Linked DNA regions of Homo sapiens: all the other regions are linked to region 1. A link is a loop called in an ENCODE intact Hi-C map of the cell type or tissue named here. Cell type or tissue: mammary epithelial cell. All regions are shown on one strand. Region 1 holds the start of KCTD1 (potassium channel tetramerization domain containing 1). Region 2 overlaps TAF4B (TATA-box binding protein associated factor 4b). Region 3 has its middle 15 kb from the start of LINC01543. Region 4 overlaps KCTD1 (potassium channel tetramerization domain containing 1). Region 5 overlaps TAF4B (TATA-box binding protein associated factor 4b). Region 6 overlaps KCTD1 (potassium channel tetramerization domain containing 1).

Region 1 (5,000 bases):
CTAAGATCTTGTTTGAGAGCCATAATAATCATATAAGCCATATATGGACACTCAAATCTATATTTAACTTAGGAGTTACCTGACAATAATGCAAGAATAATAAAAGCATCAGTATACAGTTTTTTGGAACTGATTTATTTTACTCAGGTAAATAAAAGATAATGACTGAAAGACTGCATTCCTTAGAACAAAACAAAACCAATGAAACGAAACCCTCTTATATTTTGTGGTTCTTTACGTCACAATTCTATATTACACTGGTGTCAAGAAACCAGCAGACAGATGCCAGTAGACAAATGGTTTCATTGTTATCCCAAGGCCATGCACGCCTTAATAAACTTTCTTAGACTTTTAACTCTTAATTAATCAGGTGCTATTCTAAATTAGGGCATTTCAAGGGTTTTTACTGTATCAGAAGAATATGAACATTTATTTTTGCTTTCAAAGAAAAAGCAAACCCTAAATTCTCCTCTCCATTCTTAAAATTCACTAACACAACCTGTCAGAAATAGACTACACACCTGAAGTACAGAAGACACATAGCCTACAGGTCTTGTGTATTTTAGAGAACTTTGGTGTTTATATTACCACTCGCAGCCCCTTTCTCAGTTGGCCTTGAGGCTTGCCCATTAGCTGGTAAACGTTTGAAAGGGTCAGTGTGTCCAGAACTGGAATTTCCACTTTGGAAAAAGCACAGAGGTACCTGACATATGTTCCTGGAGGGCCTGCACTATACCTTCAGACCTGCAAAATTCCTACTTCTGCTTGATGGCAGGCAGGTCAAAGTTGTAAAACCTCCAGTGGGTACTCCTGCCTGCAGAATAGAACACAGTGTCCAAAGACCCCTGGTTTCTGACTCCTAGACTAGAGAGTGTCCAAAACATGAATATAACTTTAATAATACTCACGAAAATACTACCTTGGGGAAAATAAGGAAAGAAGAATCTAACACTAGAGGCCCCAGTCTCGACCCAGAATTTGGCACTGCTTAGACTTAAATCATGTTAGGGTGGAAATAGTTTCTTCCTCTTTGATGAGGATAGTGAAGCCAAGGAGAAGTGAAGTGATTTGTCCATGCTGACTCAGCTGCTGGGATAGCACTCTTACTCTAATTATCTACTTCGTAGGTATTATCTGCCCCCTAGATAGTGAGCTCCGTGGGGCTAGGGGGAGACAGCAATGTTTCAGTGCCCACAGTGCTGGGCACCACAGGCCCATACTCCAATTTGTAGCCTGACTGGAATTGCAGATACCACGTTCCCACTTTAGTTTATGGAAATTGCACCCCACACTGCCAGTTTACATTCAACTACATGTTACAGTATAAACTGGCACTCAACTGCCTGGCTCTCCACTCTCCACCCCTTTTCTTTAAAAAAAAAAAAAAAAGCTACAGGAAGTGGGATTGGCACGTTTTCTTTTCAATAATTTATAACTGTTTTTCTACCTTCTAAGGTCATGGCGAATACGTAATAGAGTCTTTTAAGGGTTACTTGATTCAAATATGTCTTAAGTAACTGCTTCCTTTACATTTACAGTGTTCTCGCAGTCTTTGCCTTATAAAACTCATGCATTCAATGAAGAGCGGCTGCAAGAGTGAGCTAATCCTTTTGTTCGGCGAACTTTGAAGTTTTTCGCCTTACTGCACAGCAGTGATTTGTTAGGTAGCATGCCCTCTCTCACATCTTTTAAGGTTAGGTGTAAAGTTTCCCAAAAAGCACCAAGAGAGTTAACTTCTAAGGGTGAAACGAAATCCGATTCAGTACATTACCTACTTTTTAAAACTTCCCCCCTACCCAGAGCTGCATTAGCACAAAAGTTAGTCCCGAAGTGGTACCAAAGAAACATTTCATGCATAGAGTTTGGTTTGGTTACCTGGGTGGGGGAAACAATAGCAGGTGAAACTATTGTGGGAGAATTGGTGCTTCTGTGCCCATTGGCTTCTGGAAGAAGAGGCAGGGGGTCGTGTTTCACGGAAACCACCACCACCGCATCCACAGGCTCCGAGGGGCGGATACAAAGTCTTTTGGGGGAAGTGGGGCCGCAGATTTCCCCCGACCCGAACACAGACTCGTACAGGGCGCGCTTGGGCGCAGCCTCGGATTTCACGTCGGGCCCGACCTGGCTGTCTTTGGGGAGGATGTAAGTGTTCCCCAGCGAGGGCGGCTGGGGGCGGTGGTGGTGGGAGGGATGGGTGGGGGGGTGGTGGGAGTGGTGCCGTGCCGCCCCGTTCAGAGCCTCGGCGTAGCAGCCCTGCGGGGCGGGCGAGCCCAGCTTGGTGCCAATGCCCGCGATGCTGTTGAGCGTGGCGATGGAGACGGCGCCGATGCAGTGGTTGGTGTAGGTCTTGGAGAGCTTGGCCGCCTTGGAGAGCATCTGCATCCGAGTGCCTAGCAAGTTCTTGCCGATGGCTTTGTTCTCGTACCAGGTCACATCGCCCTCGCTGCAGTGGTCCCGGGGCCGCTGGAAGAACGCCTTGCAGAGAGGGTTGCGTTTCGACAGGTACTTGACGAAGCTGGCGTAGGGGCAGAACTCGGTGCCCGTCTCATACATGCGGGGCAAGTTCTCCTCGTCGCTGCTCTCGGCGCGCTTCTTGCTCCACGACGACGAGCGCGACTTGTGGTAGGGCCCGAGGGACTTGAAGTAGACGAACTTGCGACCGTCCTCGTCCATGGCCAGCCCAAAAGAGTCCTCCTCCAACTCACGCTGGTTCTCGCGGCCGCGGGTACAGAAGTACATGCACGTCTCGAACCAGACCTTGTTGAGCAGCCCGAAGGGCGTGTTGGTGCTGAAGACGCTGGAGGTGTACAGCTTGCGCAGGTCGGCGCGCGTGATGGCTTGCTTCTGCACCACCGGCCCGGCGCCCTGCTCCTCGAGCTTGCGGATGACCGCGGCCAGCGTCAGGTTGGCGCTGCGCAGCTCGGGGTCCTTGGTGAGGTCGAGCGTGCGGCAGTACGGGGGCTCATTGAGGTAGCGGTTGAGGGAGCTGCGGATGCTGATGAGCGACGACTTGCTGTAGAGCTGGCCGCTTTTGGAGCGGGCCTCGGCATAGAAGGAGCGCAGCACGCGGCACAGCGCCCCCTTGTCCATGGTCTCGAAGTCCGGGCTCTGCGCCTTCTCGCTCAGGTACTCCCGGAAGATGCGCACGGCGTAGCGGGTGGCCAGCCGGGTGTTCTCGCTCAGCCGGGCCCGCTCGGGGCGCTGCAGCACGTCGGGGTCCAGCTCGGAGCCGTCCCCGGGCGGCCCACCGCGGGCCCGGGGCGCCAGCAGTCGCGGCGGCGCCTCGGGCTCCAGCGCGGCGCTCTGGTCCATATTGATCATATGGACCGGCTCGGGCTCCAGCTCCTCCCCGGCCGAGTCCTCGGGCTCCAGGGGCTCGTCCCAGTCCAGCCCCATCTCCTCCTCTTCCTCCTCCTCCTCGTCCTCCTCCAGCCCCCCACCTCCGTCCTCCTCCTCCTCCTCGTCCCCCGTTATCTGCACCTCCTGGATCTCGTCCTCCTCCTCCTCTTCCTCCTCCTCCTCGCCCGCGCTGCAGTAGTGCGGACGGCTGTGGCGGCGGCCGCGGCCCCCCGCGCCGCGCTCGCCCTCGCCCCGCTCCCCATTGTTCTCGGCGGCGGCGGCGGCAGCGCTGGCGCTGCCGCCCGCGCTGGTGTTACAGTCCCCGCTGCCAGGCATTCTCGCCATATTGCCGTCTCTCTGCCAGTCCTCGGGCAGGGCGCATGCGCTATATTGGACCGCAGCGCTGAGAGCTTTTGTGTTTAATGACCTTCAGCTACCGGGAGGCAAAGCCGGGCTCTTAAAGGAGCCGCGCTCCAATTGTCATTCCCGAGCGCAGCTCCGGAGGGGCAGCGGCGCGCAGGGGATGGAGGGGAGGGGGGAGGGGGGGACAAGTTAGACCGGAGAGATAGGGTAAAGGACGGAGGCTGACCAGACCTTCTTCCTCCCCCACCCGGCTCCCACTTCTAAGAAAACTTTGAAGGAAAAAAAAAAGGAAAGGGAGGGAGAGCTGTCGGTGGGGGCGAAACACTCCCAACTTACCCTCTGGCGGAGAATTGCGCGGGCCCGGGCGGGAGAGAGGGAGGGCCGGCGAGAGGGCGGGACGGTCTCGTTTCTCTAAGTAATGCCCGAGGAGCAGTGCCCCTTCCACTGCCCCCTCATTGCCCCCCGGAGCCGGGGGGTCGGGGCGGCGGCTGCGCCGGGCGGGCCGCGGGTGCTGCCGCGGGAAACCCGTGTCTGGGGCCGCCCGGAGCGGAGCGGAGCAGGCAGGTTAATGAGCAGGGTGGAGGAGGCACGGCGAGGCCCCGCACCCTCTCGGCGCCCGCGGCCAGGGCGCAGCGGGCGAGGCTTGGGAGCGGGATGGGGCTGGCGGCGGCGGCGGCTCCCCCACCTACTTGCTGGCGGCGAGGCGCGGGGGCCTGGGGCCAGCCGCGCGGCTCCCAACTCCCTTTCCGACTCTTGCAAAGGAGCGAAACACGCCCCACGTCAGCCACATCCCTTTCGACTTTTCCAACAGCCACATTTAAGCTGTCATTAAAGACCTGGGGCGCTCCCCGTAGGTCTGGGGCAAGTCCGCGCCGGTCCAGCCAGCCCCGGGAAGGAGCGAGGCAGAGAAGACTGGGAGGGGCCGGTGGGAGGGGAGACGAGGGAAGAGGCGCTTGGGACCCCAGGGGCCACAGGGACCCTTCCCCACCCGCCCAGGGCGCCGCCCTCCCTGCCCCTGAGCAAAGTGACACAACTCCCTCGGGCGAGGCGCTCCACCAAGCTGGAGCTGAAGTCTCCCTAAGGCCCATCGGGCAGGCGGAAAAAGCGAACTTGTGTCTCGGCCGACCCTGCCGCAGCCACAATTCGGCAATTCGGATCCGGAGCGCACTCTCACTCAAAGTTTGCCAACCGCCATTCGTTCGCCCTCCGGGCTGCGCTGCCTCAGGCGCGCGGGGGCGGGCACCTCGGAAACTGGAAAAGCAGCCAAAGAGCTCGCCGGGTCTCGCTTTCCCATAGGA
Region 2 (5,000 bases), 240 kb before region 1:
TCTTTGGGAAATTTCTGACTTATTACTTTCGCCCATTTATCTGTTGACTACTTATTGCTTTCCAGACTTATGTACATATGCTGGACAGTAGTAATTCTTTGATATATACATTGTAAGTATTTTTCTCCTAGTTTTTTGTTTAACTTGGAAATTTGTTTTTAGTGTTTCATATATGGAAAATTTAAATTACAGTATAAAGTTTAGCAGTCTCTTCCTTTATGGCTTTTGAATTCTAATGTATCCTTTCGTATTATGAGCCCAGAATGATGTGCCTTCTGTATCTTCTTCTAAGATACTTGTATGCACTTACCTCAAATACAGATATTTACCTTTATATCTTCAATAATTCTTGATTTTATTTTTGTAAATGTGTGAGGCAGAGATTAAATTTTCCTCAAATGAATTGTCTGAGCAATAGTTAGTAAAGAGTTCATCATCTTTAACTTTCTTATTTGCAATGCCACCTTTATCTTATAGTAAATTCCCATTTAAAAAAGGGCAAATTTCATTTTAGTGATATGTTTTTGTTTTATTTTATTTTATTTTTTGAGATACAGTTTCACTCTGTTGCCCAGGCTGGAGTGCAGTGGTGCGATCTCAGCTCACCACAACCTCCACCTGCTGGGTTCAAACGATTCTCGTGCCTCAGCCTCCCGAGTAGCTGAACTACAGGCACGCGCCACCACTCCCAGCTTATTTTTGTATTTTTAGTAGAGACGGGGTTTCATCATGTTGGCCAGGCCAGTCTCAAACTCCTGACCTCAGGTGATCCACCTGCCTCGGCCTCCCAAATATTTGTTTTGTTTTGATATTACTATTTTGGTGTTTTCGATTGTTATAACATCTTTATTTATTTATCTAGCCCATAGTTAAAGTAAGTCCTTTTTCTATATTCCTTTTTATCGAAGGTATCTTAATTTTACTTGTTATTTTTCTCTCGTGCATGAATTTTAGAATCAGCATGGCAGTTCCATGAAGTTTGTATAGAATTGTGTGATTAGGTTAATTTGGGTGGTGGGGGCAGAGAATTGGCTTAAAGAATTTTCTTTTTACGATATAGAAGATTCCCATCTGAAACCATGGTTATATTTGTTAGAATTTGGTAAGGTTGTAGGGAACAGAAAAACTGAAAAGCCATTGCATAAGCAAATTATCTCTCATATTCAGAAAAACTGAATTGCAAGGATCACGGTCTGTGGTGTTAGGGATCCGTGCTCCATGTTTGCCTCCTTTCTGTTCTTCGGACACACTAGTCATGGTCCTGATGTACAATTTTATTTATTTATTATTTTCTTTAATGTTTTTAATGTTTAATTTTGGGGGGTACATAGGCGTATATTTATGGGTTATGTGAGATTTTGATAAAACCCACTGTATAGTTTTTGATGTGGTATGCAGTGAAAGCTGTCCCTCAGTCTTCATATGACATGGTCTTTCATATATCAAATCTACCTCCTTAGAGAGGTAAATTTTGCTTGGCCAACCAACATAAAGTAGCTTCCACAGTGATATCTGCTGTCTTGAGGTACTTATCTAAAATTATTTTGTTCATTTATTTGTTTACCCCTGCTTCCATGTATTTCCCACTTCTTCTTAATCGTCTATGAAAGCTTACAATGATTGTTTACCATTGTATGTATACCGAGTGTTTAGAACAATGCCTGTTTCATAATAGGCATTCAAATATTTGTTGAAATGGTGAGTTTTGGAAAAGGAGTATTTATAATCTCAGCTATTTCTTAGATATTTTTGTACAAAGGTGCACTTTTCATTTTTGTACAGTACTTTCTAGTAATTCACAGTCACACATGGCTTTATGCATATCTTTTCATAGTGATGTCTTTTTAAATTTAATTTTGCTTCCCTGGATACTTACATCACTTCAGTTATTTATTTATTTATTTATTTATTTATTTTTTAAGATGGAGTCTCACTCTGTCTCCCAGGCTGGAGTGCAGTGCACGATCTCGGCTCACTGCAAGCTCTGCCTCCTGGGTTCACGCCATTCTCCTGCCTCAGCCTCCTGAGTAGCTGGGTCTACAGGCACCCGCCACCACACCCGGCTAATTTTTTTTGTATTTTTTTAGTAGTGACGGAGTTTCACCGTGTTAGCCAGGATGGTCAGATGGTCTCGATCTCCTGACCTCGTGATCCACCTGCCTCGGCCTCCCAAAGTGCTGGAATTACAGGCATGAGCCACCGTGCCCAGCCTTACTTCAGTTACTTTTTAAATGAAACTGATAATAGACCCTCGATGTTGGCTCTTTTGTTAAATAAGAAGAAATAGTAGCGAATAATATTAGCTCTTGTCTTGACCAAACTGTATGACATTTAATAATATAGAATGATATTTTCATAGTTTTTAAAAACTATTTTGTTAACTTACACTTTTCGGGGGGATTCATTTGTGACTTTTTCTGCTAAGAAGATTCTGTTTTCTATTCTGCTTGTCAGTATAGCTGGGGTGAATTTGGGAAGCTGTATTGTGCTTAAACACCAGAGGGTGCCAGAGATTCATGTTCTTTCCATCATACTTCAGAATCAGAAGTGGCAAACAGGATAGTACCTCTGCATGTTTGCATAACCGTATTTCAACTGAAGATGTGATGATAATAAGGAATTAATATCAATATTTTTATGTGATCATTTATTTAAAGTCCTTATATTTTAGAGATACATAATAAAATATTTATGGATAATATCTATATACTATATCTGGTAGTGAAGGTGTTTTAACAACTAGGGGTTTTAGTGTGATTTTTATTACTTTAAAAAGACACTCTTGGAAAATAATATAGGACCAGATTATGTGCTGTTTGCATAGATGGTATTACTCCATCAATTTTAATGTCCATTTTTTCCATACTGCAGGAATTAGATTGTCTAGTGTATATTAACTTATTTAACTTTCATCATATATAATTCATTGTTTTATGTATTACGAGTCTGTTTGTCCTTGTGTATGCTCACGCTTGTAATCCCAGCACTCTGGGAGGCTGAGTTGGGAAGATCACCTGAGGTCAGGAGTTCGAGACCAGCCTGACCAACGTGGCGAAACTCCATCTCCACTAAAAATACAAAAATGAGCCGGGTGTGGTGGTGCGCCTGTAGTCCCAGCTACTTGGGAGGCTGAGGCAGGGAGAATTGCTTGAACCTGGGAGGCAGAGGTTGCAGTGAGCCGAGATGGAGCCATTGCACTCAAGCCAAAAACAAAAAACCCCCCAAAATTAGTTGGGCATGGTGGCGCACGCCTGTAATCCTAGCTACTTGGGAGGCTGAGGCGGGAGAATGACCTGAGCTCCGGAAGTGAAGGCTGCAGAAAGGTGAGATTGCACCGCTGCACTCCAGCCTGGGTGTCTTAATAAAAAAGAGAGAGAGAAAAAAGAAATGAGGTTGTTGAACATTCCAAGTGAATTATATGAGTGAAGACTTGGAGATTATATTGTGAAGTCTTTCAGAGTTTTTAGTCATATGTTGTCATAGTAAAGTTATGTTCAGGAAAATTTATCTGTGTACTTTAGTGCAGAATAAACTGAGAAGGAGGACGTTAGAGGTAGGTACACCATGAAGTGAAGGTTGAAGTTATATAGGTAGGAGATAGGGCATATCTTATTTATTTGTCATGAGCATTCTCAAGAATGGTCAAAGCCAAGAGACAGTTATAATGCTGTGGTGTGAAAAATCTAAAAATTTCTTGTTAAGAAATTAAATTAGGCCAGGCGTAGTGGCTCACACCTGTAATCCGAGCACTTTGGGAGGCCGAGGTGGGCGGATCATCTGAGGTCTGGAGTTCGAGATCAGCCTGGCCAACATGGTGAAACCCTGTCTCTACTAAAAATACAAAATTAGCTGGGTGTGGTGGTGCATGCCTGTAGTCCCAGCTACTTGGGAGGCTGGGACAGGGGAATCGCTGGAACCTGGGAGGCGGAGGATGCAGTGAGCCGAGACTGTGCCATTTCACTCCAACCTGGCAGCCTGGGCAACAGAGTGAGACTCTGTCTCAAAAAAAAAAAAAAAAAAAAGAAATTGATAATTGAACTGAGAACATGAATATAGGAAAGAGCTAGTACATACTTCAGGAAACAATTGATAACTAAATATTTCCTAGTATACTATAGATCAGCAGTCTCAGAGTTACCCAGGGAATTTGTTAAAATTTTGGTTCCTGGAGCTGATCTAATCTAGAATAAAATCTCTGGGGATTGGGTATGGCAGGAACTTGTATTTTAAAAATCCTTATAATGAACATATTTCTGATGTTCATTATAAATTTAGGAACTATAAGTATATATAGACCAGCATTTGACAGACATTTTCATGAAAATGAATGAAGTGAGTCTGTCACTTTAGGGAAAAAACCTGACAGTATTTTTTTTTTTTTTTTTTTTTTTTTTTTTTTTTTTGCCAATGATAAAGTTGGAGCTATCAAGCAAAAATGAAAACTTTGCAAAACATATCTATTACCATGACTTTGACAGCTTTCCAATAGTTATATTTTCTGATTTGGTTGGTGGAGATACATGTAATTTTGGATTATGTATTAGAATCTAAATTTGGAAGAACTGTATGACTCAGTGAACTAGTATTTTCCATATTACCAATGGATGATGTTGCAAAACCATGTCTGAGTAACAGATCCCATTCAAAATGCAAGAGGACCCGTGGATTTTAAAAAGATTTGTAAAAATAGAAGGCAGTACCACTCTTGATCTATTTTTAAATTTTGATATGTTAATTTTTGTTAAAGTATGTTATTTATGGTAATATATATTTCTTATTTTTCAATGAATAAATAATACCAATTTTTAGTTTCTGATGCAGTTTTAGTTTCTAATACAGTTTTCACACAAAATTACATGAGAGGGTCATTTTCACTCCCATTTTACAGATAAGGGGATCAATGAATAGACGTGGGAAGAAACTTGTCCATGGTCATCCTATTAATATTTATTTTTTATTTTTTATTTTTGAGATGAAGTCTCACTCTGTCGCCCAAGCTG
Region 3 (5,000 bases), 140 kb before region 1:
AGCTCCCTGCATCTCCTCACCTGCTGAGACCCTTCTCCTCACGCAGGTTGATAGAAGAAGTCTGGTATCCCAGCCATCACTCCCCAAAGGGATTCCCTGTTGTCTCTCAAGCTAGAAACTCGAGGAAGATCGGTGTCTCCCCTTTCATTATCCTATTGTCCGGGGGGATGAAGCCTCCGGCTCTGCAATCAAGACAAATAGACTTGTTTTACCTCCAACCCTCTGCCTCTAACTGGAGCCCCAAGTTTTATAGCCCTGCACCAACTAAAGGCCCATTAACCAGCAACTGGCTCCCTAGTCATTTTGCTAGAACTAGTTTGTTATCTACTAGGCTGGTCTGTCTGTTATACGAAGGGATTTGAGAGAAGAAATCCCTTCCAAGTATAGCCATGGGTGCCTGGTTGAGCCCCGAGGAGGTTATGCCTTCACTGGGTGTGCACTTCGGGTGCGAAGGAAATTAGTTCTCTCTCCCCAGGCCTGCACAGAGCTGCCGGTGTGGCAGTCACGGTCCAGGCTGGAAGAGGAGGTCTGGGTTTCACCTGGTCCCTGGACACCACGCAGGGGGCGGATGCAGGGCAGAACCCGGCAGAGGAGCAGCTGCCTGCGCCCTCTCCCCACCCCACCTCTCCTGTTTCCGCCCTGGCGCACAGGCCACGTGTCAGGCCACATCTTCTCACAGCTCAGAAACGTGGTCATGGAGATCAGGAGGATAAATACATTCATTCTCCACCTCAGCGTGGGATGGGAGTGGGGGAGCTGCCCTGAAATGCCCTCCAGGAAGGTCTCCAAGGGAGGCCTTTAATTAGCGCCTGGGGGATATAAAACTTGGGGCTCCAGATAGAGGCAGAGGGTTTGAGGTAAAAAGGGCAGAGGGAGGGTCCCTGTGGCCCTATAGCCAGGGCTCATATTTCCCTACTCAAAATCTAGATCTGTGATTTGACTGGAGGACCCACAGCTGCCATATCCATAGACCAAGAGCCTGAGGAGCCGCCTCCAGGTGGGGTCCATGTCACAGCTAACGGGCGCACGTGTTTCTCCCCCACCTGGATAGTGGAGAGTCCTGAGGAAGGGGAGCAGGAAGGGTTCTGACGGGAGAGATTAGGGACAGGCGCGGGCAGCCTCCCAAGGCCCCAGTGACTGGGCAGCATGTGCTGTTGGGCAGTTACTCCCCTGTCCAGCCTCAGCGGACTGATCTGTCCGAAGAGGAAAGGTGCCTGCTGTATATGCAAATTGGGATGATTCAATATGCAAATGTCCTCACAGAGGCCAGGGCAAGTGAAGTGCTTAGTGAACTAAAAACATAAGTGAACAAATAAGCTTCTTACCAAATCGGACCCCTCACAGACATTTCTCTCTTAGCCAGAACAAACTTGCAGCTTTGGGGAAGTTTGAGGGAAAAAAAAAAAAGTTGTGCCGTCCTCCCTGGTAGGGAGCCTGCAGTTTGGAAATCTTAAGAGGCCGAGCAGCAAGTTTGCACAGGAAAGAACAGAGTGCGGGGGTTTGTTGCCTCTGTCCTGCCCCTCTGTGAGCTCACTCGTGTCCCTGCTGAACCTCATCAGGGTCTAAATAACCAAGATCGAATGCAGTAAATAAAACAGAACCATAGGAGTATCGTTTCATCGTGGATTTAACAATTTCAAACTTTCATCAGAGGTTTGTTCAGAGGAAGGGGAGGAGGCTCTTCATTCTCCATTTAAGAAAACCAGACCACAGCATCTTCTTTAGATCCAAGGCCTCTGGTACTGGACCTGGAGCCTTTGAGCTCTGGGAGTTTATTGTAAACATCAATGTCGCCAAAACCCACAACTGAGGGCTGTTCCTGGGAAGTGGGTGGATGGGCGAATTTTTCTTTTTTTTTTTTTAATTCCAAAAATAATGTGATTTCTCTCTCTGTATCTTTATGTCACATGGGCTCTGAATGTGCCCAGCTGGTCATTCTCTTTTATAGGTAAATATGTGCCCATTTTATTAAAAGAAAGGCCTCTTACAATGCAGCTGGTAAGCTTCCTGCTCGCTAGTCCTCACAGATTCCTTGTTGCAACCGAAGCGGGCGTGTTACTTTGATAGTCATATGAAATAACCCTAACTTTGCCTGGGGATATTTATAACAAGACATGCAGAATTATTGCACCATAAAGGCTGCTTTGCTGATTCTTGCTGATTAGAAACTTAAAAAAAAGACGAATGGGATAAAAACCAAAAAGTCCCAACCGCTGGAGTTCTGAAGTCAGGCAAACTGGAGCCACAGTGGTTCCCCCAGCCCTTTGATACCAACCCTGAGGTTGGAGAAGTTGGGCCAGCTCCGTGAGCTAGCTCTGTGGGCTACTTTCCCGAGGTGCTTCATGCGTCTCCTACCTTCCCGCCCCAAGCTGAGGCCAAGAATGAATGACCTGGAAGGGACGGGCTTGTCTTTCTGCCACGCTGGGGGCCAGTGCCAAGTTTTGCTTTAGGAGAAATGAAGGCAGAGCAATCCCTGGTATTAGATGAGGCAAGTGTATTCCACCCTGCCCCCTGGCAGACAGGCCAAACAGGACGGGGCATTTTTAATTGATGCTAGGACCTTGCATGGATAAGAAGTTGGCAGGAATGGACAGAACCCTTTATTCTTCCTTCCAAGGTACCCATTTACCAGGCCCATCCTCAAGGGCATTGTGAAAGTGGGCCCAGTGGGGTTTCTTCCCCTGGCTGTTGGCCAGAATCAAACTGGTTTCATCAGGCCCTGAGTGTAGACGCAATGTGCGGTAATTGGTACATTCAGCGTTGATCCTCGTGTTCCTTGGGTGCCGTGAGGAGCTTTCCCATAACCTCTCCTATTTCGCGGCTTGTCTTTGGCCCTAACCAGCACTCTTTCTTCACCTCTGGTTGTCCTTCTCCACTCCTCCTCTGGCCACACGCACAGTTCACACATACATCACCCTTTATCCAATGGAGTCAGAGATTTCCCTGGATGTAGCTCAGGTGGAAAACCTGCTTGGAAAGGAAAAGAGAAGTCTTTTCTTACTCCTGGGAGGTGACTGAAGAATCCGGCAGCATGTTGCCCTGGCGGCTGTCTGACTCAATGCTCTGGTCACAGTGGGAAGAGCTGTTCTGTAGTGGCACCTTGGACCATGCCAGTAGCCAATCCTGGGGTGGGTGGCGGGTGTGGGGGCTCCCCAACAGTGTTAAATAATAATATTGAATAGAATAAAAGAATAATGATCCTGGGAGCATTCATGCACCCCACACCCTCCTTTCATAAAAGGCTACTGCTCCTAACTTTGGAGATTCCTGTGTGGCCTCCACCCCGTTCCTTGTCCCCTTGTCTCTACACTAAAAGTAATTAATCATCCTGAGTTGTGTATTCACCATTCTCTCGCCTTTCTTCATCTAACTAGAACTTTCTGTTTGCATATCTTTGGGCTTCACATGATGGAATGATACAGGACATAGCCTTCTGCAACGTGCTTCTTTCTGCTGGACACCAGCCTCCTGAGAAGCATCATTTGGCCACAGCTGTGAGTTGTTCAGTTTCCTGCTGCCTTGAGTCCCGTTGTGTGGAGACATTGATTGTGATGGACACATTGATTGTGATGGACACATTGATTGTGATGGACACTTAGGTTGTTTTCAGGTTTTTACTCTCCCAGACTCCCTTGCTATGCTATGTACATTCTAGACACGGCTCCTTGTTCAGGACTTTCCGTAGAAGTAAAGTTGCTGGATGATACGATTTGTACATCTTCAGTTTTCCAAGTAGCTAGGTCAGTCTACATTCTGACAGGTGGGGTATAGATCTACCACTCATTTCACATCCTTACCAACACTTGATATCATCTTTAATATTTGCCAGCCTGGTGGGCATGAAGTGATAGCTCACTGTGGTTTCTATTTGAATTTCCCTGTTGGTTAACGAGGATGGGTTTTTTCACATGCAAATTGGCCATGGTGACACACCTATTCAAATCTTTTGCCTATTTTTCTTGACAGATTAATAGGTGGGTGTTCTTTATATGTTTTGGATACCAATCTTGAGTCACTTATGTGTATTGCAAATATATTCTCCCAATTTTGGCTTATTTTTTTGTTATGGTGGCTTTTGCTGAACAGAAGTTATTAATTTTAACAGTTCCATTCTTTAATCTTTCCCTTTATAGTTTGTATAATTGTGTCTGGTTTCAGAAATCTTCCCCTTCTACATACAAATTCATAAACATAGTTTCCTCTAATGTCTTTTAAAAGTTTTATAGTTTTGTTTTTCACATTAACTCCTTAGCCCACCTGAAATTTGCTTGTTTGTTTGTTTTGTGACAGGGTCTTTCTGTTGCTTAGGCTGGAGTGCAGTGGCACAATCATGGCTCACTGCAGCCTCAACCTCCTGAGTTCAAGCAACCCTCCTGACTCAGCCTCTCAGGTAGCTGGGACTGCAGGTTCATGTAACCACACCTGGCTCTTTTTTTATTTTTAGTAGTGACAAGGTCTCTCTATGTTGCCCAGGCTGGTCTCAAACTCCCAGCTCTGCCTCCCAAAGTGCTGGGATTACAGGCCTGAGCCACTGTGCCTGGCCTATAATGATTTTATGTAATGCTGGAGTTCGTGAGTGTTCTGGTTGTCTATTGCTGCATAACAGATTACCCTCAAAACTTAGTTATTTAAAAAACATCCAGGCTGGGCACAGTGGCTCACACATGTAATCCCAGCACTTTGGGAGGCCAAAATAGGCAGATCCCTTGAGCCCAGGAGTTTGAGACCAGCCTGGGCAACATGGTGAGGCATCTCTGTAAAAGAAGTAGCTGGGTATGGTAGTGCATGCCTGTGGTCCCAACTACTCGGGAGGCTGAGGTAGGAGGATTGCTTGAGCCTGGGGAGGTGGTAGGGGGAGGGCAGAGGTTGCAGTGAGCCGTGATCACACCACCGCACTCCAGCCTGGGTGACAGAAGAAGGCTCTGTCTCAAAAAAATAAAAAATAAAACAATATCCACTTTATTATACCTACCATTTTGCAGGTTAGGAATCTGGGCAGG
Region 4 (5,000 bases), 67 kb before region 1:
CTTTCCAGATGCCTTGTACCATCCTTAGTACTTTATATATGTAACAAATCCATTATCTTCATTTTAAAGATGAAGAAATAGGCTCGAAAAGATGATTAACTTGCCCAACTAGTTAAGCAGCATTGGGGTATTTGTGCACAGTCTGTCTGGTCCTAAAGGGGCCTCCCTTACAACGATTGGAATGAAAAGAATTACCAATATCGAATGAAAGCTTATGGTCTAGAGTTTTATTTCTGCCATATATTTGTGGAGTGAGAATTTTACAATGAAATCCAAGCACCTATACCGAAATAAGTCAGTATCAGTGATCTTGTCACTTTAGTAAGAGAGGAAAAGTAGGTATTTTGTTCTTTTAAAAATCCTGTTTTTTAATTTTTAGATAAACTCTCATTTTCAGGTCTAGACTTGGATGTACGCTTGCACAGAATGAGTGATTAATAAACCTATACGGGGTGAATGTGTAAAGGAACCAGGACTGAGGAGTGCGGAATGAGAATGGGGTTTGGCTAGTTACTAGCTGTAATCTAGGTGAATCGACTTCTCTGTCTCCATTTTTTTTAAAATTAAGTCTCACTTTGTTTTATAAAATAACTTTAACTTTTTCTCAGGGTTGATGAGGAAATCCAGTGTGCTCGTGGTGAACTCAAAAAATGCACAGCAATAGAAAGTATTCCAAGCCAGTCAACAAAAATTTCTATAAAAGCAGCTCTTAAAAGACTGCAAGTGCTAAGGCACAGGATTTAAGGAGAAAAAGGAACAATCCTGGAGGTGCATTGTTTATAGACCTTTCTAAAAATAGGAGAGAAGTGTCATTTAAATGGTTTTTAAGATGCAAAAACCAAGAACAAAAAACAACCTCGGGTGTGGATGCAATGAGGCATCTTCACTTCCAATGTAGTTAAAATAGAAAAAAGCTGCAAAGAGAAGAGCAAGAGGGAGATCTGAAGCGAGCACTAGCAGAGCTGGCCCCACGAATAACCTAGAGGCCGCCTGGGCGTCCGGGTGGGAGAGACAGTGGGGAGAAGTGGACTCTTCAGGCGGCCTCCACCAAGACCAGAGGAGACGAAAAGCTGAGGAAGGCCTGAATTCCACCCAGCACAAGAGGAAACCTAGCCAGGGAATTTTTCTTATGAGGGGGTCCAGTCAAAGGGCAGCAAGAAAGGCCCAGGCCCTGTCTCGGGGGCCCCCTTGCCTGGTGAAACCGCAGACCCCCCGCCAGGCCGTGGGAACGCTGGCGGCCAGCTCGGCCAGACCCGATGGAAGGGGCTGAAAAACGCGCGCTGCCAGGGCAGAAAAGGCTGCGTGGGCTCCGTGGAAGCAGAGCAGGCAAGGGGTGTGGAGAGAAAGAGGAAAGGGCTGGAAGGGAAGGGTGCTTGGGCCGCGGAGGCACAGGCCTGGCGGAGGTGAAAGCCTCTCAGAGAAGAAAACGTTCCCCATTGGAAGCAACAAACGCTGGGAGTAATAAAAAGAAACGCAGGGCTGCTGATTTCTGCCAACTTTAAAAGGAGGAACGTTGGAGTTGTGAAAACACAGTGGAGGGGGCACGTGGTGCCAAGGGTCGTAAAATGGCGTCCCTGGGTGGTTTTTGAGATTGGCAGGACTGTGCTGTGGAAAAGTATTGTTTGGCTAAGCAAATAATGGGGAAAATCGGCACAGGCTGTATTTCTTGTGGACATGTGAATGGAGTTACAAATCAAACTGCAGTGATTTGTAAACTCTGATGCCTGAAAACTATGTGGAACTCATTACAGTTTACTAACCTTGGAGAACATTCCTGTTTTCCAACTAGCCAAGACCAAGCTGGCTCCAGACGATGTATGGCTGGTTTTGGAATTTTTTTTTTTTTTTTTTTTTCACTCATTGAATCAAGTGGCAATGCTGAGAACGACTTTCTTCCACCAATTTCTTTTTGTTTTTTAAGGATGATCATTACTATTTTAACTATTTTTTTTACTTTTTAAAACATTTTATTTTGAACAATTTCAAACTTATGCCAAAGCAGAGAAAATAATAGAATGAACCCCCATATGACCATCAACCAGCTTCAAAAGCTGTCAATTCCTGGTTAATTTTGTTTCAACTCTACCTCTATGCCTCATTCTCCTTTCCACTGGTTATTCTGAGGTAAATCTCAAACACTGTATTATTTTACTGTACATATTTCATTAACTAATAAGATTGGAAAGTTCACTCAAAATATGTTCACTAAAAAAAAGTTCATTAAAAATGACAGATACTGAATTCCACTCAATATTAGCTTTTTAATATTAGCACTCTGAGGCTTGGGCATGGTGGCTCATGCCTGTAATCCCAGCACTTTGGGAGGCTGAGGTGGGCAGATCCCAAGGTCAGGAGTTCAAGACGAGCCTGACCAACATGGTGAAACCCTGTCTCTACTAAAAATACAAAAATTAGCCGGGCGTGGTGGCACGCACCTGTAATCCCAGCAACTCGGGAGGTTGAGGCAGAGAACTGCCTGAACCCGGGAGATGGAGGTTGTAGTGAGCCAAGATCATGTCACTGCACTCCAGCCTGGGCAACAGAGCGAGACTTTGTCTTAAAAAAAAAAAATTAGCACTCTGTTGATTACTCTTGTTTATAGAGCAAATAATGCAAGACCTAATCTCTGAGGAAACCAAGCCCATTTGGTGGGAAGTGAGTCTGGTTCTCTCCACTCTCCCTGGCATCGTGTGCTGTCCACACTGTGCATTAAAGAATGGTCTTAAGTCAAAGAGAGTATGGGGCTAGGATCCTACATTTGGCTTAGCGTGAATCATTCATTAAGAATTTTTTCTTGTGTATTCATTCATTTTATGGACCTGATATCTCTAATTTCCTGTGACTCAGGTTCTTAAGAATTTCTTTGTTTCTTGTGTAATCATTCAGTTACTCATTCACTCTTTCCACCAGTATTAGTGGGGGCTCACTATGCCAGATACAGGGGATGCAGTAGTAAATAAGCCACAGTCCTTGCTTTTGTGGAATTTAAGTCGTCGGGGCTGGGAGTGTGGGTCAAGTGCAGTGTGATCAAGTGTGTCACTGGGTGTGCACAGTGGGCTCAGGAGGTGCACCTGGCTCACCTAACTCAATCTGGGGTTGGCAGGGAAGAAAGAGAAAGCTCATTGGAGACCTGAAGGAGAAGAAGTTGGCCAGGTACAGGGGCAGGAGGTAAGGTTAGGTAAGCAGGGAGAAGGGTGCGGAAGATACAAAGGCTTGTAGCCAAACCCTGCCATGTGATTACTCTCTATTGGGGTGTAGTCAGGCTGGCTGAAAAATGAGGCTGAAGCAGCAGAAGCCAGATCGTAAAAAGCCATGTGAGCCGGGTCAAGGAGTTTAGATTTGGTCTCAAGGGCAATAGCGACTGGTGTCAGGCTATGTTGTCAGGGACAGTAAGTAAAAGAGCACATTTAGGAGTGAGACAGTCAAGGTGCCACATCTGAAATCACGCCTTCTCACAGACACAGCTTCTGGCTTATCCAAATCCTGTCTGTTTTGCCTTGCTTTGACTACATCATTTGCATAATGCAGTGGTTCTTAACCCTGGCTACACAGTGGCATCACCTGGGCAACTCTGAAAAAATAATGATGCTGGGCCCCCATCCCCAGCTATTCTGATGTAATTGGTTGGGAATGAAGCCCAGGCATCTGTATTTTTTTTAAAAAAAACTCTCCAAGTCTCAACTGAGTTGAGAACCAGTGTAAAGGAGGTTGAGCAGAGAGACCAACGAGGAGGCAAGTCAACATCAATTGAGACCCTGTCATTCTGAAGTGTCAGAGCATACTTTCTTAAACTGTGAAGGATCTCCAGGACAACCAAGTTCAGCCTCTCATTTACAAATGGAGACACCGAGTCACAAATATGTAACACTCAAGGATGCATGGCTGGGTAGACACAGAGGTGGCTCCAGACCCCACCATGCTGCCCCTGTGGTGATTGGCACAATGGTCAACTTCAAGCTTACGGGGGACAATGGCTCTAATGCCAGTTACTACTCATTGAATAGCATTATGTGCCAAAGAGTGAGCTGGCTGCTTTAAGGGTTTATATCTCATTTAATCTTTAAAATGAGGTCAAGGAAATCATTGGTAGACTGAGAAGATACCCTACACTGAACTGAACCAAACCAAACTGAAACACCCCAAGACTCCTGAGGTTCCTTTCAAACTGCTGGTACAATCATAAAGAGGCCTAAGGAGGGATGGGAAAGAGGATTCTCAGGGCAATGGAAACCTCTGGGAAGAGTAGTACACATGAGGTTTCATCTCCACTTACCTTGCAGCTCTTGTTCTATTATGTGCTGTGTCCCTACACTTAATCCTGAAAACTCTTACGGGATTTGTCACTTTACAGCTAAGGAAGTTTAGCTTGAAGAGGCTGCCAATTCTGCCGAAGCTGTCTTCTGGCTCTAGGCTCTGTACCCCCCACCCTTCCCATGCTGCACTGTCTAGGGCACCCCATGCCACCTCATGAACCAAGGCATGTAACTCGACACCAGGCCTGGCTTTACCGAGAGGCCAGCAGGTTAATCCTTTCAACTCTCCCCTGTGGTCCATGCATGGTAATTACAGAGGGAGGGCTCATCTGCATTGCTGCAGGATGGACCAACCCAGAGAGGGTGGAGACATCCTGCTCAGGGGTGAGGCTGGGGAAAGAAGTGCAAAGACAGATGGACCACAGGATGAGGATGGCGAGAAAAGGGAAGGGCCCGGGTGGTTGGGCCCTTTTATCCATTTGGCTCTCCTTTGCCAAGAAATGCCTCTTTTTCTCTATGTCTAGGCTTCCAAGCCATGGGACATATGGTTTGGACTTTAGGAAAAGATTTCATTTAGTTTCTGGTCCAGAATTATTTTGCTGGCTAAGAGATTCAGAGGCTACTTACAAATGACATCTTTAGCATTTGGAGATATTTAATTATAAAAGTGATACCTGCTTATGTTGTCAACTGGAAAAGTATAGACGGTGAAGGAGCAGCAAAACAGAAGAACAATCTGCTGTGAGC
Region 5 (5,000 bases), 160 kb before region 1:
TCTTTTAAAACCAAGTAATTTGGCTGGGCGCGGTAGCTCACGCCTGTAATCCCAGCACTTTGGGAGGCCAAGGCAGGCGGATCACCTGAGGTCAGGAGTTCGAGACCAGCCTGACCAACATGGAGAAACCCCATCTCTACTAAAACTACAAAAGTTAGCCGGGCTTGGTGGCAGGTGCTTGTAATCCCAGCTACTCGAGAGGCTGAGACAGGGGAATCGCTTGAACCTGGGAGGCAGAGGTTGCGGTGAGCCGAGATTGCGCCATTGCACTCCAGCCTGGGCAATGAGCGAAACTCCGCCTCTAAATAAATAAATAAATAAATAAATAAATAAATAAATAAATAAATCCAAACCAAATAGTTAATTATACACACCCTTCCATCCTTTGTGCTATTGTTGTCACCTACTTTACTGCTACATATGTTCTAACCTCCCTGATATGTTATTATTAATGGTCATATATCTTTTAAAGAATTTATGAAAATAAAAATGGTTTTTTTATGTTTCCAATTTCTAATGGTTTCTCTTTTTTTCTATAAATTCATATTTCATTCGAGTTATTTTTCTATCAGCCTGTATGCAACTCACCAACTCTAGAATTACTAGAGTTTTAAACAAAGCTACTGTTAATACATTTAAAGATATTGATAAATTCACCTTTAGTTTTGAGGCACAGCAACCCTTATTATATTATAGCTCTTACTTATATTCACAGTTCTCCAAGGAAAAATCAAAGCTAATTCTTAAAGAAAAATGTTTAGCAGTCCTTTGAATAAATTTTAAGAAAATAATAGGTAAAACCGATCTCTGGACATAGTTTATGTGAGTTTTCAGAGGTCTTTGCAAGTGTCTTAGTAAAAGTTTAAAGAAAATAACCATAGTGTAAGTAGGAAAGTCTTGACATGAGGTTGTCAGCTTGGCCATAGGAAATAATCAATTTACTGCCTTTCAGAATTCACTGTTTATTTGGCTTTTTGCTGTTCTTGTGTGTCGAATTCCTTGGTGGGCTGAAGCACTTTCTTAATGTTTGGAGAAAATGGCAGAAAATAGTCTTTTGAACAAATTCCATCTAGTAGCAGTTTGGTGGGGATGAGTAGGTGAGGTAAGATGTTAGAGGGCTGGGTAATAGTTGTGAATAAACCATCAAAGGACTTTACATACCCCACCTTTCACCCCAGATTGGTTTGGCTTAAAGCTGACAATGACAGCAGGATCTTGAATTAGAAGGTCCAAAGCTCATAGGGTGGTTTATTTTCACTGTTTATTCATATAAGTGATGTTATTGGGTGACTCCAAACACATGGTTCTCCTACAGATGATATCACCTAAATGCCAAACACTGTAAAGTATTCACAGGTACAAAATCTTTTTATTCTAGTAAGTGATAAGTTAAAGAGAAAATTACATTGCACTGAAGACGTATGATGGTAGAGGGAAATAAAAAGTACTACTAAAGTGCATAGGAGTTGCACCTAGGCTAGACCTGGGGTAAGTTTGTGTTTGTAGGCACTGGGGACACTTGATATCCTAGCTGAATCCAAAAGAACTTAGATGATGTGGCAATAAGGATAGGATCAGTGGAGTTCAGTGAAGAGAGAATGCTATGTGCAATTAATTGTCTGTATCAAAAAGGAAAAATATTTTGTTCATAATCAATAGTTTGAGACAAGAAGAAAGGAATGAGAGATGAGACTAGGGAGAGAAACTTTGGTGTGGTCATGGATGGCCATATATGTCATGCTTAGATGTTTAGACTTGGTTCTTATAGGAAAATCTTAGCCACTGGAGCATTTCAAGCAAGAAAACAATTTTGTCAGATTATTTTTGAAAGATCCTTCTCACTGCAGTGTAAGCAATATTAACACTGGAAATAGGGAGGTTTTTTAGAAGGCTGTTGAAGTAATCTAGGCAGAAGATAATGGAAGTGAAAATGTAAAAGTAGATGGCTTAGAAACTATTAAGGGGGTAGAATAGATAAGTGGCAGATGGACTATAGAGAAAGATTTGAGGATGACATCCAATTTTCTGGCTTAGGCATTCCTTGAAATGAAGAGGAGGAAGGGAAGGAATGATAGTTTGAAACATGTAGAATTTGGGATACTTATAATACATTCAATTGGAAATCATTAAGAAATTGAACAGTGGCATCTGGAAAATGAGAGAGCGTTCTGTTGGAGATAAAGATGGGGGTGATCATTAGCTATGACAGGCAGTATATTATCTCTATAGCTCTCATAATTACAGAGCTAGAATTGTAACTTGAAGCCAGTGATTCCGTGTCACATCAGTGTTTTCTTCTGTAAAGTACTATTGAAACATAGACATTTAGGAGTGATGAAATGGGGCAGAAGTTAACATGCAGTGTTGTCTGTATTCTGAAATAACTAGAAAGGAATAAAATGAAGGTGATAAAGATGAGAGATCTGTTGCTTCAGAAGTTCTGCTTGTTGACCAGCAGAGGGCAGTGAATTTTGAAGCTCAGTATTTTTCTGTCCTGTGTTCCCCTTTAAGGCCTAGAAGCTTGGGTATTGTGAATATAGATTTTCAGTGTTCTTGTTACACTGGGTCAGGTATCCAGGGCACATTTATTTATTTTTGCTTCTGAGACTTAGAAGATGTTCAGTTTTTTTTCTTTTTTCTGGAGCCAAGTCTTCATTCTACTCCCTATTTCTCACATTTGGACCTTGTTTCCTCCTTAAAGCTGAAAAGACTTGAGCTATCCCTTAAGAGCTGCCATGGTGGCATGAGGTTGGGACTTAGTGTAAATCAGGTAGAATCTGAGAATGTCATGAATCTTTGCCTCTTGATTCCTCTATTAAGAAATTCTCAGTTTTTGTGTTTGGTTAACTGTTCAGATTCAGGGACACAAATTTTGCTTTTATTAGTCGTAGGATTCAGGGAATTGAATGAAAGAGATTGACTTTTAGTTTCTAGAGACAATATTGAAAAGCTTAGTTGATTCTGTACAGCAGCAGGCTCCTCCACTATTTAATTTGAGGGGTGTAAGAAAAACTTACTGTCCACCCGTCACATGTCTGAAATGGCCATCAGTCTACTTTGGAGCTTTAGGCATTCAAGGCTCCCTTAAAATTCAGAAATTTCACTGAGAGGGACAAGGTAAGTATGGCAGCACAAATGATTTCTCTTGAGTTCAGTAACCAGTGATTTAGTGAAGACTTGAGATAATAGGACCTAGGTAGGAAAAGTTTAACTAGTTTTAACTACGGGATGGGAAAAAAGGTCTGGAGCTAGAATTACACTGTTTCCTGTTTGTAAACCTTCAGTGCCTTCCTACTGACTAGGGAATTCATTATGAGAATAGGGCCAACATTTAGAGAGCGTATGCCATTGTCATTTAATCTTCAAACCAGCCATTTGAGATAATTAGTGTTACTATCCCTATTTTGCAGATTCGGAAACTGAGGCACAGAGAAATTAAGTAATTTGAGATTGCCTATGGAGGAGACAACGAGTGTTTGCCACCATTCAGTTCTGTATATCTTATGCCGCCTAGCACAGTTCTTGCCCATAGTAGGTACCCAGTAACCCAGAGAATTTTGAATGGAATCAGAACGTAGACTAGCATGAAGCTACATTACCGTGGATGGTGGCTCTTGGGAGGAGAGGCCCGTATGGAGTCACTGCAAACCCCAACAGGATTCCCGAAGCCACTGGGTTCATAAAGATGTCCTTTCTGCTTCTGACTTAGAGCAGTCATCCAATTTAAGGAAATGTGGAAAAAGAAGTAGAAAAATCTTTAAAGGTTTTATTTCACAACACTGCTGTATTAAGTTGAGGGATAAAAATTGGATTACTAGTTATTTTTGGTTATTTAGTATCATTATTAAAATGGTGTTATTTATCTAAAATTGATAACTGATGATTTTCCATTTTTTCTTGTTAGAGCAATAGAGTTCCTCAGAAGTTTCATTATAAAAACAAGAAACTTAGTTCAGTGGTATAACAAAACAAATTAGGTGAGATAAGTTGTTAGTGGGCTGGGTAACATTAATGAGTAACAATTATGAAGGCTAACATAATTGATCTGGCAATTTTAGAAGATGTTAACATTTAGGTTTGAGTAGGCTTCCTAGGACATCTTTTGTGCACCTGGGAAATGAATTGGTCGTTTCATCTTTCATTTTCATCCAGGTGAAGAATCCAGATTAAGGAATATCCTCATGTAGAAAGTTACATGGGAAAACCTTCTATTTCCGAAGTGAACAGTACACTAACAGTGAGAAGAATAAACAGCGTTTTTTTTTTTTTTTCTTCTTCTTCTTCTTCTTCTTGCAAACTCTGGGCCCTTAACCACATTAGTATTCTTTGTGATTTCTAATGTGACCAGAAATCAGTCCTAGTCAACTCTGGGGAAAGGACTTGGTGAGGCAGAGGAAAATTAAAACTGATGGTGAAAAAGCAGGTTTGGTTTTTATGGCTGTAAGTTACCTGTGCACTCTCTACCCCCTTGACTGTGGATAACTGAGAGTAGCTGGTTATTCTGGCCAGGTCATTGTGATTGACAAGTTACAGTTGTGGACTTTGCCAAATCAAAGCTCAGGAATAAAAATGCTATATATTTTGTATTCAGATTCAAGAAAGATTGACTTTCTAAGTTAGCTGCTATTTGGGGGAAGAGAATGCTATCACCTTCATAAAGTTGTGAATTATGAAAGACATTTCTGTTGGGTTACTGAATGTCCCTTGGGGTTTTTTTCATTTATAACATTGCCTCAGGCTCTCTGCTGCATCCTGTTGGAATGACCTTCTTTTCAACTCTGTGCTGGCAGCTGTAATATGGCTCTTTCCCCTGAATCCTTCAGGCTTGTCACATGACAAACATGAACTGTGACCCCTTTGTTCCTTACTCAGATGATTAGGTCTCTTTATTTTTTTTTTCTGTTTGACAATTTTGCCTTATTGTCTTTCCTTTCCCCCCTCTCTTTGCTTCCATGTTAATTTCCTCCTGAGGCAAGGTTTTTGGGGTAGCAATTTAATTT
Region 6 (5,000 bases), 87 kb before region 1:
GGACGCTCTCCGCACAGGTGAGAACGCGAATCTCGTCCTCGGGAACCCTGCGACCCAGCAGCCAGCCCGCCGCCTGGGAGCATGTGCCTTCCGCTAGCATGCTTAGGGAACATTTTCTGCCAGTTTTCTGCTCTTCTGTTCTCAGACATCTGTTCATATATTTTAAAGAGTTATAAATAGTAGTGGAACAATCCTCAAGAGGCAGCACAGAAGAGTGGGTGCTTCTAGTCTCTGTGCTTTGGGAAGGGTTCTGCTGACTAAATACTGAACAAAGTCATGGGCCCATTCCAGTTAAAAAGAGGGAAAAAACTAGAACCCTCACTCCATTGACTTCAAATGGTTTTGTGTCACACGGAGCTGGAATCGAGACCCAGGTGTGCCTCTGCCTTCCCATCAGCAAGACAGAGAGGATTAACAGTGCTTACCTGTTAGGGTTGTAAGAAGACAACACATGCTCAGGCCATGGCCCAGGGTAGGGCAGAGAGTCGGTGCTCAGCACACATTAGCCTCTGAGTTCTCAATTCCACCCCCACATCTCTTGCTCCCCTACACTTCTCCATCTCAGGAAATGGCAGTTCCACTCACCCAGTTCCTCTGTCAAAAATCTTAGTCATCCCGGGCTTATGTCTCACAACCCACAGCCATCGTCAGAAAACCTTATTAGCTCTACCCTCCAGACACACACAACTGGACACTTTTCAGCTGCTTGAACCACAGCTTGCTGCCTGGTCTCCTTGTTTCTCCTATTCTCTAGCTGCTGTCGCAATGTTCACTTTAAAATACGAGTTCTGTCAGTTCTCCCTTCTGCTCAAAACCCTCCAATGGATTTCCATTTGGCTCACATACACAAACGAACCAAAACCAAAAGATGCCAAAATAAACAATCCTAGGGCACTTGCCACCTCCTAACGAGGCTCTCCGTGATCTGTCCCTGATTTTCCCGGGCCTCCTGTCTGGGTACTCTCTCTCCCTGAGTCACTTTCTTCAAGCCAAACTGGCTTTCCTGATAGTCCTCAATATGCCAGCATACTCTGCCCCAGAAATCCACTTACCACCTCCTGGGCAATATATTTATGTTGACTGTTTGCCTCCCACTCCACTCCCATAATGCAGTTCCATGAACACAGAGCTGTCCATCGTGTTCTGTGTCTGTCTGTCTCACTATGTTGCCCAGGCTGAACCTGAACTCCTGGGCTCAAGTGATCCTCCTGCCTTAGCCTCTGGAGTGGCTGGGACTATAGGCGTGTGCCACCGTGCCCAGCTGTCGTGTTCTATATCTGTCTCTTCTGTATCTCCAGTGCTCATCCCAGCACCTGGCACAATCACAAGACTTACGGAATGACTGCTATAGAGGGTGATAATTCACCTACCCAACAGAAGTGTCACTGAGTGAGTTTCTAAGCTCTTTGGAGGAAAGGCACCATGTGAGGGCAAGGTTAAGTGACAACAGTAAGAGTGGCATTTGATGCCACACAGTGCGTAACAATGCTATACCTGGACTGAGTTGAGGTGACAGTAGCCATTTAGTGGAAACCTGATGACGTGCGTCGAGTCGTGATTCCAGCCTGCATTGACAGAGTTACACATCACGTCGCCGATCTCTGGAAATACTTCTTCTATCAAGGATTTGTCACCGCTTAGCGTGATCCTTTCTCCGAGGTCTGGGGCCACACGCACGACGAGGCACTCACAGGGCCTTGAAAATCGACCAGTTTCTCTGTCCTGCTTCCATCTTTCCATCTCCAACAACATGGGCTGAAGCTGAAAATATTTTGCCTCTTCATATAACAAAGTGTAGTCCTGGAAAAAAAAAAGGTATTTCACAGTGCAAACTGCAAACATAAAGTACTAAACATGTCCACATCTAAGAGGTGATTTTTTTCCACTTCTTGTTATGTCACTAATCAAATCTGCATGTGCGTTTTTCACTTACGACATGTTTGTAGAGGCTCAATTTGCATTCATTCATTCATTCATTCATTCAGTGAAGATAAAAGGAGCTGAGTAGATTAGGGCTGGTCAGGCCTCTTCTAAGTGCTTTACATGATTTAAATCCTGTAACCCTCGTCAATGCCCAGTGAATTAGGAACCACTATTATTCCCATTTTGCAGATGAGAAAACTGAGATGTGAAAGGATTCACCCAAGACTTGTTTCTTTTAGTAGAAAAAATGTCTTTGGGTATTTCAAGTTTGATTGTGTCGGTGAGAACCCAATTTCTATCCTCTTGGATGGAACGCATATATTGACCAAGGGGAGGCATAAGCTTGCCAATGGGCACCCTTCATCAGAAGCTCCCGGTCACCTTTGGTGGCCACAGGAGGGTGTGGGACAGAGATATGAGGCTAGAGACAGGCAGGGATGGGCACCTGGAGGGCAGGCATGTGGCTTTTACTTGAACCTAGGTGTTGATTTGTGATGGTTTGGGGGAGGCTGGTGGACAGCTGGAAGGCTAGTGTACTGCCCTGTGCCACCTGATGGAGCTGCCATCATAGAGTCAGAGACATAAACAACTTTAGGCCTCGACTCCTGCAAGATGTGCAATAAAGAAAACCTGTCCATTTCTGCATTTCTGAAAGCAAGAACACCTGGTCTTTTGGCATGGTTTCCTTTCCTCCAGCCTTAAAATAATCTGTTGAATTGAAACAGAAACCTAACAAAACAGGTATTAAAACACACACATAAGCCACTGAATGGGAAGACAAAAGAGAATGAGGGGGAGGCAGCAACTCAGGAACAATGTTAACAAGCAGGTCAATGTTATGGCTAAACGTAGCTATGGCCACAATCATTTCTGGGTGTAAGATAAGTGGATACTTGTCTAGACATGTTGACTGAGAACATTTTAATCAGCTGACACAGGCATTTGTGCCTTCCGTCCATGGGCAAGAGCTGGCAGGGGATGCCCAGTGCCTGCATGACAGCCAATGTTGCAAACATGTGGTCCGAGTGCCTCAAAGAGGCCCCTGATGTCCAGATGGGCTAGAGTATGAGAAGCACAAGATGACCATGGGATAAATATTTTTATTTTGCACTTTGCTCTTTCTCTTGCAAATCAAGCAATAGCAGCAGCAGCTGTAGCGGCATTATTCAACGCTTCCAGAGAAAACAGCATGGAGAGATGACAGTACTTGGGGGTCTTTAGCTGGGTAATCCACTTTCCATATAAAGAAACTCAGATCAGGTAGAAGATGCTGATGACGACACTCATCTCAGTGGAATGGGCTGCTGCTTTATTCTGTCCTTTTCCTGGCAACCCCCTTACCACAGGAGTCTTGGTTCCCTGCAGGAAAGGAGCCCACTGCTCTGAAAATCTTCCTTGCACATGTTCTACCTGCTTAGCCTCCTGACCCAGAGGAGATACTGTTTTGCTTTAAGGAGCTGAAAACTAGGCTGAGGTGTGGCCACTCTTAAGACAGGGCAGAACCGGGGCCCTTAGCCCAGCCTGAGGGGTAGGAGTGGGGAAGCCTCTGCAGGTTCCTCCTGGTTCTACCTGGGATCCCCACTCTGGGGCTTTGTCATCTTGGCATCACGCCAACTGTAAGATACTGACCTAAACACTTATTTACCAAGGAGATTTTAAACAGCAATGAGAGTTACACAAGCAAGAGAAGCGAGAACTTATGCTATTGCTTTTTATTTTCTTGTGAGATTTAATTACAAAACTTAGCACAAGGAAGGATCTAGACTCCAGTGAAAATATCTTATCGGCTGGGCGTGGTGGTTCACGCCTGTAATCCCAGCACTTTGGGAGGCCGAGGCAGGTGGATTATCTGAGGTCAGGAGTCTTGAGACCAGCCTGGCCAACATGACGAAACCCCGTCTCTACTAAAAATACAAAAAATTAGCCGGGCATGGTGGCGGACAAAGCCCTGATCTCCCAATGTGTCCAAAGTGAATGAAGCTAACAGGAAGGACTTGGGGTTAGAAGTCCTCCCCATGCTGACCCTGAGTTCTCACCATCTTTTCTTCCTTCTAGGTTCACAAGCCACTTGTTTAATAATCCACTCTGAGGTCTGGCCCTGGATGGGCAGTGAGGCTCACAACATAATGTTGCTCCAATTCATTGTTACCCACTCTTGGAAAAGTCGAGAAACACTGGCCCTTTTCAGATTTTTGGCCCTGCTCAGTGACCACTCTGGGATCCTGCTAGGGTTTATTAAAGTGAGAGTCAGAAGCGCTCCTATGAAGGTCATCTTGCCCCTGGGCTAGAGTCTCATGGGCCTAGCGCTGAACTGCTTTAAGCCACCAGGTGTTCTTTTACTCTCTCTTGATCATCCTGGCTCCATTTTTTCCTTTACTATGCTGTTCTATCTAGTCTCCAGAGTAGAGCCACTGCTATGTCACGGGGAGCAGATGACAGAGAACAGCTGAGCACTCATGCTTCTCTCTGGTGACTGCTCATCATGCTGCCTTGCCTCTAAGCACTGGCTGGCCAGAGAACTGAAATGATCCTTCTTGCTGCGTTACCATTTTCTGCACACGGTGAAGTGCACATTGGCCATTCATTTTCTTGGCAGGCTCCTTTGTGTCTGTCTTTCTATCCTGTCTAACACCCGCCTACAGTCTTAGCTCATCAGAAATGAACCTGCAAAGCAGAGTCAGTCCCATTGGCTACTGTCTTTAGAAACCTTTCCTTCCTTAAATGGGATCATTTAACTTTACTCTCTAAGTACCACGGTTTTTAAAGTTTAGTGTGTTTCTGTTAGGTTCTCTGGCCTTGTGCTTATTTCCTTCAGGCCTCTGAATTTTCTGAAATCTTTCCTTAAGCCTTTGTTCTAATCTGGCAATGTCCTTTCTGGGGCTTTTACAAACTCGAGATGATGGGTCTCTTGTTTCCAAGGTACTTGGTGGAAATAGGCAGGGGTTTATGGGGCAGCAGCAGGTTCAGCACCTGTTTTTCTGAAGGAAATGAATTCACAACATCCACTTTTCCTCCCTTCTGAGAAATAAGCTTTCAGCAAAGCCACTCAAGAGTGTGCTAGATGCTATCACTCTTCT

Evidence for each region. Peaks named below come from ENCODE experiments on the same cell type or tissue, not always from the same donor. Only the 100,000 strongest peaks of a DNase experiment are listed, where the experiment ranks them.
Region 2: it touches region 1 in a loop (12-fold over the local background); 11 of 110 quality-filtered maps call a loop at or near these places.
Region 3: a loop joins it to region 1, with 7 times the contacts of the local background. A loop is called at or near these places in 15 of 110 quality-filtered maps.
Region 4: it touches region 1 in a loop (5-fold over the local background); 17 of 110 quality-filtered maps call a loop at or near these places.
Region 5: it touches region 1 in a loop (6-fold over the local background); 21 of 110 quality-filtered maps call a loop at or near these places.
Region 6: a loop joins it to region 1, with 6 times the contacts of the local background. A loop is called at or near these places in 18 of 110 quality-filtered maps.

Annotation. Positions count from the first base shown.
Region 1 is chr18:26,544,853-26,549,852 of GRCh38, forward strand. It overlaps KCTD1 (potassium channel tetramerization domain containing 1), which reads right to left and starts at 3,701. Exons shown (of 5, transcript NM_001142730.3): 1 at 1,876-3,701. The coding sequence starts at 3,684. LOC124904273 (a long non-coding RNA gene) reads left to right here and starts at 2,008. Exons shown (of 2, transcript XR_007066321.1): 1 at 2,008-2,142. RefSeq lists enhancers at 2,020-3,004, 2,843-2,892, 2,913-3,002, 3,633-3,927, 3,993-4,634 and 1 more and silencers at 3,183-3,292, 3,313-3,422, 3,533-3,592, 4,183-4,412, 4,503-4,632 and 1 more. In mammary epithelial cell, a CTCF peak has its summit at 3,083; DNase peaks (open chromatin) are centred at 3,089, 3,939, 4,529, 4,989 and 1 weaker place; H3K4me3 peaks cover 5,000 bases; H3K27ac peaks cover 4,809 bases.
Region 2 is chr18:26,304,878-26,309,877 of GRCh38, forward strand. All of the region lies in intron 9 of TAF4B (TATA-box binding protein associated factor 4b), which reads left to right. Among named protein-coding and RNA genes, the nearest start is that of TAF4B, 81 kb to the left of the region's middle. In mammary epithelial cell, a CTCF peak has its summit at 2,490 (motif pointing right); no DNase peak of the experiment used is centred here.
Region 3 is chr18:26,405,834-26,410,833 of GRCh38, forward strand. No RefSeq gene overlaps it. Among named protein-coding and RNA genes, the nearest start is that of LINC01543, 15 kb to the right of the region's middle. In mammary epithelial cell, no CTCF peak of the experiment used is centred here; a DNase peak (open chromatin) is centred at 2,078; H3K27ac peaks cover 783 bases.
Region 4 is chr18:26,478,208-26,483,207 of GRCh38, forward strand. The region is part of intron 2 of KCTD1 (potassium channel tetramerization domain containing 1); the gene reads right to left. Among named protein-coding and RNA genes, the nearest start is that of LINC01543, 58 kb to the left of the region's middle. RefSeq lists an enhancer at 2,300-3,499. In mammary epithelial cell, no CTCF peak of the experiment used is centred here; DNase peaks (open chromatin) are centred at 2,844 and 3,164; H3K27ac peaks cover 4,436 bases.
Region 5 is chr18:26,381,424-26,386,423 of GRCh38, forward strand. The region is part of intron 14 of TAF4B (TATA-box binding protein associated factor 4b); the gene reads left to right. Among named protein-coding and RNA genes, the nearest start is that of LINC01543, 39 kb to the right of the region's middle. In mammary epithelial cell, a CTCF peak has its summit at 2,453 (motif pointing right); a DNase peak (open chromatin) is centred at 4,768.
Region 6 is chr18:26,458,126-26,463,125 of GRCh38, forward strand. It overlaps KCTD1 (potassium channel tetramerization domain containing 1), which reads right to left. Exons shown (of 5, transcript NM_001142730.3): 4 at 1,495-1,800. Among named protein-coding and RNA genes, the nearest start is that of LINC01543, 38 kb to the left of the region's middle. RefSeq lists enhancers at 775-844, 2,414-2,713, 2,804-2,953. In mammary epithelial cell, no CTCF peak of the experiment used is centred here; DNase peaks (open chromatin) are centred at 626 and 2,786; H3K27ac peaks cover 3,078 bases.